Linked DNA regions of Mus musculus: region 2 is linked to region 1. Evidence: chromatin loops called from intact Hi-C (ENCODE). Cell type or tissue: heart. All regions are shown on one strand.

Region 1 (8,000 bases):
ATGTAGATTACCAAACAAATGTGCAGTTTAAACTTTGTTGACTGCATATATTTAGTTGGATATATTGCTCATGCATGGTTAGTTCAAAAATATAGTTCATATATATTTTAGGAGCGTTAAAAAAAGTAACAATTATCATCTGTTAGTAAGAAATAGCCTTGCCCAACTTAGAACAAAAGAAAGTTGGCAAGAATTTGTGTTACCAGATATCAAGGCCTACTTGAAAGGTACGTTGATTGGGGGCTGGAGAAATGGCTCAGTGGTTAAGAGCTCTTTCTGGGACTCAGGTTCAACTCCCAGCACCAGTACGGCAGCTAACAATCATCTGTAACCTTAGTCCCAGAGGATCAGGTGCCCTTTTCTGGCTTCCTCCAGCACCGCATGCATGTGATTTACAGACATACAGACAGGTAAAAACATTCACATGCATAAAATTTTTTGTAATTATTCTTAAAAAGAAAAAAGGTATTTGGGCTGGAGAGATGGCTCAGCAGTTAAGAGCACTGGCTGCTCTTCCAGAAGACCCACGTTTAATTCCAGCATCCATAGGTGGCTTCCAACCCTATGTAACTCCAGTCCCAAGAGAGCTGTTGTCTTCTTCAGCCCTCCAAGGCACCAGGTAAGCATGCGGTGCAAAGACATGCATGAGGACAGAACACGGATACACATAACAAAGAAATGGAAAAACCCACAATGTTACATAAATACATTCACTGTCTGAAGAGAGTGACAGTGTACTCACATACATAAAAAGTCACACAGCTGTACTTATAGGAAAACAAGGAAATCCTCAGATGCCAATGAGAAAAGAGGAACTGAAAGGCTCATCGAGGTTGAACTGATGAGAACCTCCCGTGAAGACCTGTGCTTCTGGACATCTTGCTCGGGAGTTTTTGGTTTGGGGTCCTGGGGCCTCATAGAGGTTGAAACTGATCATCTCAGCACGAAGTGGAAACCCTTAAAGTATTTGCTAGTATTTAGTAATCTGGAAGGCTAGATTATTAAAACAATAACTATGTATACAAGAAAAGAAGGAAAGCTCTCTCTGCTTGGCTTTGAGGAGAGGGATCTGGAAAGAGCCCCTGTGTGACAAGGCTCTTCCCTTAAAATGTGAAACCTCAAGCCTGCATTTTGCATAAGTTTGAGGTCAAACCTTCCTAATACCTTCCAGGGATAGGCACAGTTTGTCCCATTGATCTTGACAAATCCAGTCCACTGGGACAGCACTAGCAACACCCATATCATTGAAAGAAGTGCCACAAACAAAAATATTCATAGAAATAATGGACTGTTTAAAAAAAGAGAGAGCGGGGCTGGAGAGATGGCTCAGCGGTTAAGAGCCACTGACTGTACTTCTAAAGGTCCTGAGTTCAATTCCCAGCAACCACATGGTAGCTCACAACTATCTGTAATGAGATCTGATGTTCTCTTCTGGTGTGTCTGAAGAGAGTGACAGTGTACTCATATACATAAATAATTTTTTGTAAAGAGCAGAAAAATCCATCTTCTCAAAAAAGAAAGAACACTCAAAAAAGTGCTCTTAACCACTGCCTCGTTTCTCCAGCTCCACCATTTGTGTCTGCAGTAGGAGCTGTTACAGATGAGTTTCATTTACTTTCTTGTGAGACTCAGAAATCCTCATATTTGTATAAGGTTTGTTAAACACCATTTTAAAAGTGTTGAGCTGGGTAAAGGCACTTGCTTTCTACAAAAGCTTGACTACCTGAATTTTAGATTTCCAGAACCCACAGGAAAGGCAGAGAGGCAGTAGTGTGATCCCAGCACACCCCTGCCAGGGGATGGGAAGCTCAAACAGGAGACTGTACAGAAGCTCTGGGGCCATCTAGCCTGCTTTACATGGCATTGAAGAGAACCGATTCAAACAAGATGGAAACTCGAGGGTCAATCCCAGGAGGCAGTCACCTGACTCTACACTTTTATCATGGCACACACCCACCTACACCCATTGCCGTGGCATTCATGCACTCCCCCAGAATACTACTAATAAAAATTTAAATGTCCATTCTTACAATTTGTTTCTCAATAGAATTCTTGATTAGACCAAATGATCTCTTGAACATTTAGTGAATGCTCATCAGCACGTTCTTAGAGCTGACAAGGATATCAGTGTTTCCAAATAAGAACTGGCTGAAGGACCTGGTTTTGGCCTCTTTCCTTCTTGCCAGACGTCTAACTTTGTCTTGTGTCCAGGCTTCTTTTTCTAGGCCCTGACCTTTGCTTGGGAGCACGGTACTTACTCGCTAACTGGGTTTACACAGAACCTGTTTGGTTGATTCCTTCATTAATTTGCCCATTTGCAACATCATCAATTGAAATCTCCTCTCTCCTCTCTGGAGAACAAAAGGCATACAATAAGACAGTCATATTTGATAAATAGCTTTGGCCTGGATCATTCATTCAAGACATTCCTTTTTTTTTAAAGATTTATTTTATTTATTGTATGTAAATACACTGTAGCTGTCTTCAGACACCAGAAGAGGGAATCCGGTCTTGTTACGGATGGTTATGAGCCACCATGTGGTTGCTGGAATTTGAACTCAGGACCTCCAGAAGAACAGTCACTGCTCTTAGCCGCTGAGCTCTCTCCAGCCCCCATTCAAGACATTCTTATTGCTAACCTGCTATGTTTCAGGTAAAGATCAACAGTGGAAGGTAAGCAAGGCAGTTAAGGGCCATTTTTTCATGAAAATTATGATGACAACAAACAAAAGAATCTCCTGAGCATTCAGCTCCATTTTGAGAACACAAAAAGAGACAGAATTTCTGACATCTCCGGCAAACAGTTAAGACACAGTACTAAACAAAATTTAATGAAATAAAGTGTGTTTAAGTGTCAGTACTTTAGTAGATAGAAAATTGGTTAAGAGGATGGCCACTTAATTCCTGAAAGAGGGGCTGTATTTAAAAATGGACAGGATAGGGAAGAAGGACTTTGGGCACCGTGAAACTCTCTAGCAGCATGCATATTTTATAAGACCAGGAGGGTTAATTATGTATGTGTAGTTTGCTTTTTCTCTGTTAAGCTATTGTACTCAGTTACTACCCGAGTTCTGTCCTAGAGTGGACTGTACAAGAATACAACTTTTGTTTTGTTTTGTTTTTCGAGACAGGGTTTCTCTGTGTAGCCCTGGCTGTCCTGGAACTCACTATGTAGACCAGGCTGGCCTCAAACTCAGAAATCTGCCTGACTCTGCCTCCTGAGTGCTGGGCTTAAAGGCGTGCGCCACCACGCCCGGCAAGAATACAACTTTTACACTTGTGTACACAGTAGCTATTATGAACTTTTTTTAAAAAAAAGATTTATTTATGTATTTTATACACTGTCACTGTCTTCAGACACACCAGAAGAGGGCACCGGATCCCATTATAGATGGCTGTGAGTCACCACTTGGTTGCTGGAAATTGAACTCAGGACCTCTGGAAGAGCACTCAGTGCTCTTAACTGCTGAGCCTTCTCTCCAGCCTGAACTTTATCTTTTAAAATTACATTTTTTTATTAGTGTGTGTGTGTGGTCAGTTTTGGGGAGTCAGTTCAATCCTTTCACCATTTGTTCCCGGGGAGGTCCTCAGGTTTGAATGCAAGTGCTTTTACCTGCTGAGCCATCTCACCCGTCCCTCAGCTTCACAGTTTTAAAGTTGGTTGTTTTTGGTTATTGTTTTCCTTAATTGTGGAACTTTCTGAGAAAAATCACTTCTCTCTTGAGTTTAGCTAACTCTAACTTTTGTGTAAACTCAATCCAATTTGATTGTGCATTAGTTTCTCAGCCATCTAAAACAGGCAGTGTCTCCACGAAAGTTCAGTGGAAATTCCCCTCCCCAAACTGATTCTACGAATGACTGTGTTATAAACCCCATTGTTGCATGTTCGCGGTGGGCCAGAAACCCGACTTAATCACTCCCCTTACGGACTCAACTTTTAGCGCCCTGGTGCGCTGCCACAAGGCAGGTTTCCTGGGAGAAAGGAGCAAGAAGCACAAGAGGCTGGCTACGTGGGAGAACTGCGTCTTCATCGGAAGGGCCGCGGGGCGCCTGTCCACTTAGGAACCCGTCCCCCTCGGAGAAGGCTCGCCCTCCGGCCTAGGACTCCTCCAAACCCGGGACAACCAACAGGCTTCACATATATCCCTGGAGAGCGCGGGAATCATCGGGCTATTGGCTGCTTTCGAAAATTCCACACTGAGTCTCCCTACCTCAGGTGGTGGTACAATTGTGTCTGACAGAAAGCTACAACCTACTGGCTTCTAGGACCTCAAACTGCTCGTGCTCGCACTCACGCCTCCTAGGACCCGGAAGCATTGCCACTAGCTGCTGGACGGCCATTTATAAGGGGCTGGGTCTCAGTGAAAACTATAGTCCCCAGAATGCAGCGCGGAGCTTCCGGTTTCCGGCAAGAGGACCAGAGTGAGTGTTTACACCGGCGGCTCGCTGCGGCCGGGTTCCTTCCGCGGGACGGGTGAGGGCGCTGGGCCCCCTCCCTGGGCGCGCGGGGCTCTCGTGGGTCCGGAGTAGCTAACTGGTCCCACGAGAGAGGTGGGGTTGTCAACATTGTCCCTACTCACGACTAGGTATCTGTGACCTTGGGCCAAGAGACTTCAGCTTTCTGAGTCTTTATTCCTGATCTGTAAAATAAGGACAATGATGCCAGTTTCAGGAGACAGTTGTGAGGATTGAAATCGGTATACAAAAACCTCCTTTCTCGCTTTAAACCTAAAGGTGGATAGTACCTTGAAGTCCGCTGGGTCGCACCACAGTTTTTTCTTAGCCTTGTCTTTACTGCAAGAGACCTCTTTGGCAGAAATAGTGTCTGTAACAAGGACTGGTCTTGCGGTACAAGGCTCTTGCACCCTTTGAATTTTTAGATTTATTTTGTGGGCATTCATATATGTCAGGCTGGGGACTGTGTTAGAAAAGCTCTAGTCTTGGCTTTCAAGAATGGGGGGGGTTTCACAAATATGAGGGACGCAATGAGAAGTTGAGAAGTAAATAAGTTGTACAAGGGAAAAAGCAGCAAAGAGAAGGTAGCTTTCTAAGTCTGGCATCTGGTAATGAAGCTGGCTGACTTGTCCTCAAATCTATTGATTTGTGTTGCTCTTTTGCCTTGAGGGAACAGGGAATGTGTGACCAAGAAGAGAGCATGGAACCGATGTGTTTGTGTGGGTCTTGGTAGGAGTTTGCTAAGAGGCCAAAAAGGGAAGAGAACTTATATGCAAAGACAGGAGGTGAGCAGAGTTACATATAGGGGACAACTTTGTTATGAAGTATACTTACGTGTGTTGTTATAAAGGGGCAGGGCTGGGTCTATTGAAGAAAGCTGGTAGGCGTCAGAATAAATGGGTTTGTAATCTGGCTGTGGAGTTAACACCCACCTGTTCATAGAAGTGCTTTGGGATTAATGGGGGCCTTCTAAGCAGTTAAGTTTGTTAGATCTGTGTTTTAACAATAAGACATTGGGTGGTGCTATAGATCTCTGATAAGGGCAGGCAAGAGAGACAAGGGCCCTCCTTAAAGTGTTGTTATAGCTAAATCAAAAGCTGGAGAAGAAAACCAGAAATGAGTGTGTAGAAGGGAGAGGGTTGGGTGATCTTGCTTGAACCTCACAACATTCCTATCCAACTGATTGGCCTTTTGTGTTTACTTTTTTTTTTTTTTTCTTTTGTTTTTTTGAGACAGGGTTTCTCTGTGTAGCCCTGGCTGTCCTGGAACTCACTTTGTAGATCAGGCTGGCCTTGAACTCAGAAATCCTCCTGCCTCTGCCTCCCAAGTGCTGGGATTAAAGGCGTGTGCCACCAATGCCCGGCTTTTGTGTTTACTTTAAAGGTGAAGAAACTGAGGCATAAGAGAAATCCCTTGTAGTCCACCAGAGAAAGAATTAAGGGAGGGACACTAGGTTCTAGTTCTAGCCTCTTAGTGCTACACCTATGTTTCTCTAGCAGTAGTACACTGAAATGATCTTTCCTTTATTCTTGTTGCAGGGAGAGATGAGTAGGGAGGTGGGTTGACTTTTAACCGTTAATGCCTTATTGTTTTACAGGGAGAAAGAGAGAGCGCGAAAGAGAGAGGATGTCTCTCTCAGACTGGCATCTGGCAGTGAAGCTGGCTGACCAGCCACTTGCTCCAAAATCTATTCTTCAGTTGCCAGAGACAGAACTGGGAGAATATTCCCTAGGGGGCTATAGCATTTCATTTCTGAAGCAGCTTATTGCTGGCAAGCTCCAGGAATCTGTTCCAGACCCGGAGCTGATCGGTGAGTCTTCATTGGCAGGAGCTGGGTTGCTGCTCTTGCCCCTGGGACAGGAGGTAAAAGGGCTTGTTGCCTCCTTCCAGAGTAAGTTTTACATGAGTGAAAACATAAAACATGACAAAACTGTTGTTTGTCACTTTAGTCTCATGTTACACTGAACTACGTTATTATTTAAGACTCTTCATTATGATGTTGTTGAAGTCTTTTGTCTGATCGAACAAAATTAGCAAAGACTTGCAGATGAGACAAGACTCCTCAATCTGTCACCTAAGACTTAAGGGATAATTAGAAGGATGTTTTTGTTTGTCTTGATGGCTGAATAAAGGGAAGGCCGCAAAATAGGAAATGAGGTTGGCAATGTACTCCTAGTGGAGGAAGGAAGAGCTTTCGTAGAGAACAGTCAGATTAGATTAGGAGCGAAATGTACGCTAGCCAAGGGTTCTCCCTGGTGAAGACATTCCTATCACAGGTGATCAGCTCCATCCTCTTTTTTCGGTTTTTCGAGACAGGGTTTCTCTGTGCAGTCCTGGCTGTCCTGGAACTCACTCTGTCCAGGCTGGCCTCGAACTCAGAAATCCGCCTGCCTCTACATCCCAAGTGCCACCACTGCCCGGCAGCTCCATCCTTTTTGATGTTATATTTTTCACATTTATGTGGAATCACTACTCTCTACAGGGTTGAGCTTTAGAGGTGTACTGTGCATATACTTCTTAAATAAGCATTTGTACTTGATAAAGTTGTTTAAAATGTTGGGGTTTTGTTTGTTTCAAGACAGGGTCTCACTTTGTAGCCCTGGCTGGCCCAAACTCACCACTTATCTCTGCTTATTGAGTGCTGGGATAAAAAGTGTGTGCCAGCACACCTAGTCAAAATGTCTTTTATTTATTTATTTATTTATTTATTTGGTTTATTTATTTATTTATTGTTTTTTTCGAGACAGGGTTTCTCTGTATAGCCCTGGCTGTCCTGGAACTCACTTTGTAGACCAGGCTGGCCTTAAACTCAGAAATCCGCCTGCCTCTGCCTCCCAAGTGCTGGGATCAAAGGCGTGCACCACTACGCCCGGCAAAATGTATTTCTTAATGTCCCCAACACACATTGTGCTGACGATTAAATCCTGGGTCTTGTATATGGTAGGGAACTAGTCTGCTACTGAGCTGTATCCAAAGCCTATTTATATGACTTTTTTTATTTTAAAGCAAGATCTTAATAAATTGCTCAGGCTAGCCTCAAATATCTGGGATTATAGATATGTGCCACTACACCTGGGAGAAAGTCTTTTTTTGTATGTATGTGACGCATGTATGTGAGTGTACAGAAGTATGCACTCGTGCATGCATATGAAGAGACCAGAGCAGGATGTCGGGTGTTTCCCCATCTCATCCACCTTATTTCCTTGGCACTGAATCTGAATCTTCTTCCAGTTTGGGTTAGACAGCATGGGCTTGGTGTCAGCTTGCTCTCTGCCTTCAGCCACTGGTATTACAGGCGTGTGCAGCCATGCCTGGCTTTTTATGTGGGAGCTGGGGACTTGAACTTAGGTCGTAATGCTTGCAGAGTGAGTGTTCTTTACCTGGTGAGTTGCTTCCTATCTCCTGAGTGCTGTCTAATTAAAATAAGATTCTCAGGGGATAGAAACCAAATTGCTTTGAGAAACAAAATATGAATAGGCAGGTTTTTTGTTTGTTTGTATGATTTCTTTGTAGATTTGATCTACTGTGGCCGGAAGCTAAAAGAT
Region 2 (8,000 bases), 74 kb before region 1:
ACTGAGCTCTGTTTGCCTCTGCCTTCTGAGTACTGAGATTAAAAATGCATACAACCACACCCAACGCTTTTATTTTATTAAATTATTATTACTATTACTATTCTTGCTATCATCTTCAGCTTTTTGAGACAGAGTTCACTCTAAAACTCATGTGAGCCTCTTCTTCCTCCACTTCCTGAATGTTGGAATTACAAGTGTGAGCTAACCACTTTGGTTCTCATAGAGTTATAATGAAACACAGTTGTTATCTCATTCTTCCTTCAAAAAATAAAGGAGAGTCTTTAACAGAAAATTGTAATAAACTACATTACGAGTAACTTATATACTCTAGTACTTTAATGAAAAAGAACCATGGCTTAACTTTTTGTTGTGGTCCTAGAAATTAAATGTAGGGTCTTACACTATCATGGAGCAACACCCTCGGTTCGAGCAAACAAATGCTGAGAAAAACTTTCTTGTTTTCATCCCTAGGTCAGTGATGTGGGCTGAGAAGGCACGGTTTCAGTTCGCACCCATCCTACACCCTCTGCGGCTGACCTACAGGTACAACAAATGGGTTCTCACAGCAGAAAGACTGACCTGCTTAAGCTGCTCATCCAGACTCCAGCTCGGCTGTCCAGCTGTGGGCACAGAGGGCGGGGCCTTGGAAGCATCTTTGGTATGGTCTTCTTTAGTTTGTTGTCCCTGTGGTGAAAGTCCGGGTACTGGAAGCAGGCTGGACATGGGTGTTGCTCTGGGTTCTTGGCGAGTTACTTTTTGCATGTGGAAATATTTGGAAGCAGCCTGGGCCTCTTTTTCAGCCACCTCTGCAACATCATCATCTCCATCTTCATCTTCCAGGCCTCCTTCCTCCTCCTCAGGCTCGGAGTTCACGTTGCTCTGCTCAGACATTCGAGCCACCGGTGTGGCTGGTGGAACTCTGGCTAAGGGACCCAGAACAGAACTACCAGAAGGTCTCCCGGGTGTGATGGAAAGGAGAGCAGGCTGCGTGCCTAGTTTTGAGGCATACAGGAACTGTGATTCTCTCGTCTGTGGTCCCTGCTTCTCTCTGGCATCCATCTGTAGCAGAGGCTGCTGTGGCTGCTTCTGCTGCTGCTGCTGCTGCTGCTGCTGCAGAGGCTCCATTACTGTCTCAGGCTTCACCCACAGACTGGCATGGCTCTCAACCTGGGCACAGCCCAGCAGGCACACTGGGTCTATATTTTAAGTGTGTAACCAAAACCACAAGGGAGGAAGAGGAGGGGAAAACACTATGTAAAACAGGTATAAAAGAGTTTCTTTTCTCCCATAAAGCTCTGAACACTAAATGCTCCTAACCCTGACTTTCAGGATGAGTAACTCATATGGGTTGGAGGGTGGAGGAGGGAAAGTTATAAAGAGAACAGGAGCTAAGAGGGGAAGCGGGGTGTGTGCAAATCTCAGTGGCTGCAGATTTAAGCATTTCCAAAAGAAAAAAAAAAGAAAAAGAAAAATTTACCCAGAAGATAAATTTAAGTCTGCTAATAACTGAGTTCTCCTCTCTTACTCTCTACATCATCAAACATTTAACTACCAGGCTTGCACTGTACAGGGGTTTGAACTGTGAAACCGGCAATAACTATGAACATTGCAGTTAACGAAGGCAAAGAATGGCCCGGCTGCAAAAGAAAAGAACATGGCTTCTATTCCCAGACCTGCTGGAGAAGATTGCTACTCAGGGTAGACAGAGTAGCAGGCAGACAGGATGACTCTTCTGATGGAAAAAGCAAGACCAAGCAAAGTGCTCTCGGCTTAAACTTCACAAATTTCCCAGATCAAATTGCAGGGCAGCTTGTGGAGTGGACTGAACCAGGCTAAGTGGACATTATAGCCTCCCAAAGAATCCGGTTTCAACAACATGAAAGAAAGAAACATGCGAGGAGGGTGCGGGCGGGTCTCGAATTGCAAGCTTCGCTCAAAAACAAACGGGGGGGGGGGGGGGAATTCCTCTGGAGATTTTAAAGTTAATTAATTTGAAACAGGTACCAATATTGTCTAAACAAGTTAATGTTTCTTTTTTTTTTTTTTATAAACCACAAATAAATCTCCTCACATCCTCTTTCTTTCTGACTCACTTCTACTATATTTATTCTATGAGTCCAGTGAAGAAAAGGCTTCCAGTCCCAAAGTACCCTGGGGGCAGGGTTATCTGCATTCTTGCCAATCTGTCTCCAAACACAAATCCCTTTCACACCCTTCCACCTCTAACCTTCCCAGGTTCCCCCTTCAACACACCTCACTTAAGTTATAGTTTCCCACAAGTCTTCCTCAGAGCAAATTTTAGGGTGAAGAGGACTGGCAACAGGGTGTGCATTTCTGTTTGCCACATGAAAGGGGAAGCGGCACTGTGCAGGTTGGGACTTGATATTTGCATTGTCCCAGTGTTTTAGGATTGAGTTGGAAGATAAGAAAATGTAACCTTTTACCATCTTCAAAAATTCATGGGAGAACTAATCTCTAACAAGAAAAAAAAATGGCTTTGATTTATATAAATTTTTACACGTTTAAAGAGTATAATTTTTAAAGCTGGGGAGGCGGGGAGTTCAAAAACCAACCAGAGCCATGCTAGACAAATCTCATTTTGTTTCTTAGAAGCACTTGGTTGTAGCTTTCATAGGCGGATAAAAGATTCCAATTCCAATTGGCCCCTTACTGCCTGTCCCTCCTCCTGGCAGTTTGGAAAGTATAAGTTATGCCTGCAGCAATACTTTCTTTCTGCTTTAGTTCTTATTCTGTAGGGAAGCCTGAAAGTTGGCAAAATTGTTCCTTTAAAATAAAAACCCCGTTGGGGACAAAACAAAACGCACACAAAAGAAGAGCAAGCAATTCACTGGTCATTTAGAAATATTCGTATAATCTTTAAAGTCAAACAACACAACTGGAATATTTCAACCAACTCCTGCCAGTCATAGTACAACTGCTTCTTTTCTGGTTGGCACCATCTTCTCGGTAGGCTTTCCTCAGCAAGGGAGAGGGGTGTCCGATAGCGTCTTTATTAAGACAGAGATGACTCCGTTTTACAACTCAATTGGCACATCCTCCCGAAGAGTCCATCTCATCCCAATCCCTAAGCAGCCAAGGATTCAAACAATACTACTAACATCTAGAGAATTTACGTCTCCGAAATCTAACTTCATCTCTCCATCCCTCGCTCGGGTTTTTTAAACTTCCCGGACCTCCAAACCGAGAGCAACGGACTGCTTGCCGCTTGAGCCCGGCCTTGGTGACCATTTCCCTTACCTTCGTTTCCAGCTCTGTCCCCGACCCTCTTCGACCCCTCTTTCCATTCTTTACCTCCCACCCAATGGAGCCCTATCACTTTTACTTCCACCAAGCCCCCTTTGCCAATCTCCCGGCTCTTCTCTAATTACTCCATCTAAGCTCGCTCTGCGGTTGCCAAAAGGGGGGGGGGGTCCCTTACCTTTCCCATCTCTTTATCTCAAACCACTCCTTTGGACACCGGGAGGACGGGGCTCCTCCCGATGCTCTCACTTTTTCTCAGCGGACCCCGGCTTCACTAGCCCGCGTCTCCCCTACACACCTGCCTCGGCTCCCATTTCGGTCCCCTCCACCTGCCACAGCCCCTCTCCCGCCGCGGCAGAAAGAACCACGACCCGCGCCGCTCACCTATGTGCAGCGTTCCGGGCTCGCGGGTAGGGAGGAGGCAGCCGCTCAGACCCCAGCGTAGCAGCTGAGCCTGCTACTCCTCCGCAGCTGGGGGCCACAGCCGGGGCGGGGCCCGCACCGGAAGCTGTGCTGCGGGGCCCGGCCGTCAGCCCGGGGCGGGGGAGGGGCAGGTAGGGGCGGGGCCCCACGGTGGGGGGCGGGGCCCGAGGCCGGAAGCAGCTAAAAAGGGAACGAGGTGGGGGTGGGTGGGTAGTGCGAGACGGAAGTGACTCCTAGAGACCGCCCTCTGGTTGAAGCCGTGGGCGGAAGCCATTTAAGGCGGGCGGAGGCTTCGGCCAATGGGAGAGCACGGACTCAGAGGAGTTCCGGTGTGAGTGCTTTCGCGGGGAGTTGAAAAGAGTAGGACTGACTACAGCACACGGGTTTCTGGCTGCCGTGGTTGTGAATTGTTTGTAATAAGTGAAAGAAAGGAATAAAGAGTGCTAACTTTCAGCTAGTCTTAATGAAGCATTCCAGCCTTTTATTAGTTTTTTTCTAAATTTCACTTTTTGGATTGAAATTTTCCTGTTCTGGAACACCACCTCTATCCATCCCCAACCTCACCTCGTCACAGGGGTTAATGTTTTCTTTCTTCAGGTTCCAAAGGTAGAAGCTGAATCCTGGCACCGCTTATACAATAAAACAACAAAACCTTGTCTTCTGGGACTCCTAACTCTGGGGAACTTCTGTGAATTTATGCATGCACCTCCTTGTTTTACCTTTCTCCCAACTGACCATCATCCTTGATCCAGAGTCTATGGCTCGCTTAGTTTTGGGTCTTAAAACAATCCCAGCCAAAACCTAGAACTTATTGCCACTGGCTTTTCTTGTCCCTTCCCTTCTTCCTTCCCTTCCCCTCTTTTCTTTCTTGTTAGAAGGTAGCTCACCTATTTAGCAAAAGTAGTTGACCATCAAGCTCCAGGAATCCTGTCTTTACTTCTGAAATGCTAGGATTGCAGGTGTGCACCACACCTGGCTTTTTACTGAGGCGTTGGATATCCAAATTTAGACCCTTATTCTTTGGCGCCACGCTCTTAACTCACTAATCCATCTCAGTTCCTGATGAAAACTTTTATGGTTTGTTGTTGTTGTTGTTTGTTTTGTTTTGTTGCAGTCCTGGTCCCTTATTTCTTTTTTGTCCACTAGGCCATGAATTCATATGGAATGGGCTCCAGCAGTTTCCGTTAGTCCTCACAAAGTGTGCTTCTCTGGTTGACGCAGGCTGGCGCTTCAGCTGCACCCGGGTGCCCTTCTCCTTGGCTTCCTTCTTCTGATCGTTCTCCTTCACCCGCTTCAGGAAGCTGTCCCTGCTCTTCGAGTGCTTGATGTGCTCAATCCGCACATTGATCCTCTTGGCCAGAATTTTGCCCTTAACTTGCTTATTTACAATGATGCCCACAGCATGCTGGGTGACATTGTAGACTCTTCCGGGTTTGCCATGGTAGCACTTATGGGGCATTCTTTTTTGAACAGTGCCCATTCCCTTAATGTCTACAATATCACCCTTCTTGTAGATTCGCATGTACGTGGCCAAAGGAACAACGCCATGTTTCCTAAAAGGCCTAGAGAACATTTATACTGGGTGCCTCTCCTCTTTCCCTTTGTGTTCGTCATTTTGGCCAATTACTGGAAGATGGCTGCAGCAGCCGACTTTTATATGGTTTTATTTTATTTATTTATTTATTTATTTATTTTTGATTTTTCAAGACAGGGTTTCTCTGTATAGCCCTGGCTGTCCTGGAACTCACTTTGTAAACCAGGCTGGCCTCGAACTCAGAAATCTGCCTGCCTCTGCCTCCCAAGTGCTGGGATTAAAGGCGCGCGCCATCATCGCCCGGCTTATATGGTTTTAATTACCTTTTTTTAGTTTGTGTGAGGGCACTGTTTCCTCCCTCCTTGCTCTAGAGATGTAACATAACTCTTCCTCAACTTTATCAGAAACTCCAATCTGCTGAAAGCCGCTGCCTTATCTCTTGCATATTAACCTCCTCTCCTTCTTTCTCATCCAGGATTTAATGGCACATCATTCCAACCCCAGTCTTTCAATCCCACCCTAACGTTCCCCTGAAGAGACTTACATAATTTTCATTCTTGTATCTTGTCATAGAAAATTATCTGGTTGAACAGATTGAGATCAAATTGTCCATTTAAAATGAATTCTAAGCAGTGGCTTCAACGTTTATTCTACTCACTATCTCTATGAATCTCTGACTCTGTATTCACACACCACTTCCCCTGCTCATCTTACCATATAAGTACAGAAAATGTAAAATACCGTGAAATCTAGAAATCTACTCTGATGTGTTCCCATTCTGTCTTTCCGTTTTATAAATTAGGCAATCAAAAATACCAACTTCCCTGGTCAGGTCCTCAGTTGAGTATTTGTTGATCAGTAGACAAAACTCATTTCCTGCCTTCAGTGATCTTTACTGGTTCTGGAGAGAGAAAGCAAAATACATAGTGTCAGATAAGTGCTATGCAGAACAGAGCAGGCTAAAGATTAAACAATGGTGTCAGGCAACTTCTATTTTTAGATGCTGGAGAAGAACTCATTGATAAGGAGCTCTTAAACCGAAATGGGGCTGACATGATAGGGGTGAGCCACATCTAGTGGATATTTAAAGAAAGAATGTTTGAGAAGAGGAGACAGCATATTTGAATGCTCTGAGGTAAGAACACATTTGACAGGTTAATAGGAAGGGAGAGACTAAGAATAACAAGGAAACATAAACTCTTAGCAAACAAACGTTTATGGCTGAATGAGAGGTAAATAGTAGAGAGAGTTCATAAGGAAGTAGCCAGGGACTCAACCATGCAGACTACTGTAGACTATAAAAACAATTTTGCCAGTCTCTGCTAACACCAATGGAAAGTTTTGAGCCAGAAGGTCACTTGATCTTATTTCAGTCTCTAAAAGAACAATTATCGCTGTGGCACAGAGAGTAGAGTATAAGGCTAGAGAGAGAAAAATAAAAGCAATAATCCTGAAGGAAGATGGTGGGGTCTTGAAGTCAAAGATGTCATTGGAGGTGGTGAGAAGTGGTCAGGTCTATTTTGAAGGTGAAGCTGCCAGGATTTGCTGGTATTCTGGTTGCCTAGGTCAGGGGAGAGTCAGGAAAGATAGCAGATTTGGAGCCCATCTAACTAACTGGTAGAATTGTACCATGCTACCATGCACCTGGGGGACGTTATCAGATCTATGATTAGCAAAAAAAAAAAAAAAAAAAGGAATGCCGAATTGAGATATATATATATATATATATATATATATATATCAACTTGGAATTAGACTATTACAATATAATAAAGACATTTTGTTGAGTGAAACAAGTCAGTCACAAAATTAAACTGTTGGAAGTAGAAAAATTTAGGGGTGAGTAAAAGGGGGTAGCAAAAAGGAAACCGTTTTAGTTGTTAGAGTTTTTAATTTTGATTTGTGTGAGGGGGTATTGTATGCACGGAGGCCAGAAAGAGGACCTCGGGTGTGCTGTTTTATCCTTCTCTGCCTTAAAGCCTTGAGACAGGGTCTTTCTCGGAATCTGGAATTAGGCTGGTGGCCAGCAAGCCCCAGAGATCCTCCTGCTTCTGCCCGGCCATAGCACTGAGGTTTTGTGAATTTGGACTCCAGGCCTCATGCTCGCATAGCCCATCAAGCCATCTCCAGTCTGAAGCTTGTTTTGTTTTCTCCTTCTCTTTCTCCTCCTCCTTCTTCAAAGCAAAATGTTTTTTATATAGTCTTAAGTTTCTCTTCTTAGTTCTCAGAAATCTCCCATTGGCCTCTTGCAATATTGGATCTTTCAATATTCAAGCAAAGTAGTGTTTCACCTACTTTCTTAGTATATTTTGTTTTGTTTTCTTTTGTCTTCTCTTGGGGATTGAACCTCAGGCCTCGTACTTGCTAGGCAGACACTTTGCTTCTAAGCTTTATTTCCAGCCTCTTACTCTGTCTATACTATAACAGAATAACCGAGGCTGGGTGCTTCATTAAAAAAACAACCGACTGCCAGGCTGTTTATGTGTTGGCCCATGCTTTTAATCCCAGCCCTCAGGAGGAAGAGGCAGGTAAATCTCTGTGAGTTTGATAAAAGCCTGGTCTACAGAGTGAGTTCCAGGACAGCCAGCGCTGAGAAACCCTGTCCTGAAAAACCAAAAACCACAAAAACAAAAACAACAAGCCACAAAGAAAATACACAGGGTGCTGGAAAAATAGCTAAGTCTTTAAAGTGCTCAGTACACAAGCAGAACCTTAGTTCCATTTCCAGAACCCATGGGGGTGGGGGAAAGCTGGGCAGTGTGTGTGCCTGTAACCAGAGTGC

What was found. Peaks named below come from ENCODE experiments on the same cell type or tissue, not always from the same donor. Only the 100,000 strongest peaks of a DNase experiment are listed, where the experiment ranks them.
Region 2: a loop joins it to region 1, with 4 times the contacts of the local background. A loop is called at or near these places in 5 of 42 quality-filtered maps.

Annotation. Positions count from the first base shown.
Region 1 is chr9:57,906,586-57,914,585 of GRCm38, forward strand. It overlaps Ubl7 (ubiquitin-like 7 (bone marrow stromal cell-derived)), which reads left to right and starts at 4,401. Exons shown (of 11, transcript NM_001122873.1): 1 at 4,401-4,474; 2 at 6,053-6,265; 3 at 7,969-8,000. The coding sequence starts at 6,082. In heart, a CTCF peak has its summit at 4,406; a DNase peak (open chromatin) is centred at 4,376; H3K4me3 peaks cover 2,102 bases; H3K27ac peaks cover 1,633 bases.
Region 2 is chr9:57,833,037-57,841,036 of GRCm38, forward strand. It overlaps Arid3b (AT rich interactive domain 3B (BRIGHT-like)), which reads right to left and starts at 3,743. Exons shown (of 9, transcript NM_001379353.1): 1 at 3,646-3,743; 2 at 580-1,196. The coding sequence starts at 1,125. It also overlaps the pseudogene Gm7547. In heart, a CTCF peak has its summit at 3,942; a DNase peak (open chromatin) is centred at 3,935; H3K4me3 peaks cover 4,970 bases; H3K27ac peaks cover 5,535 bases.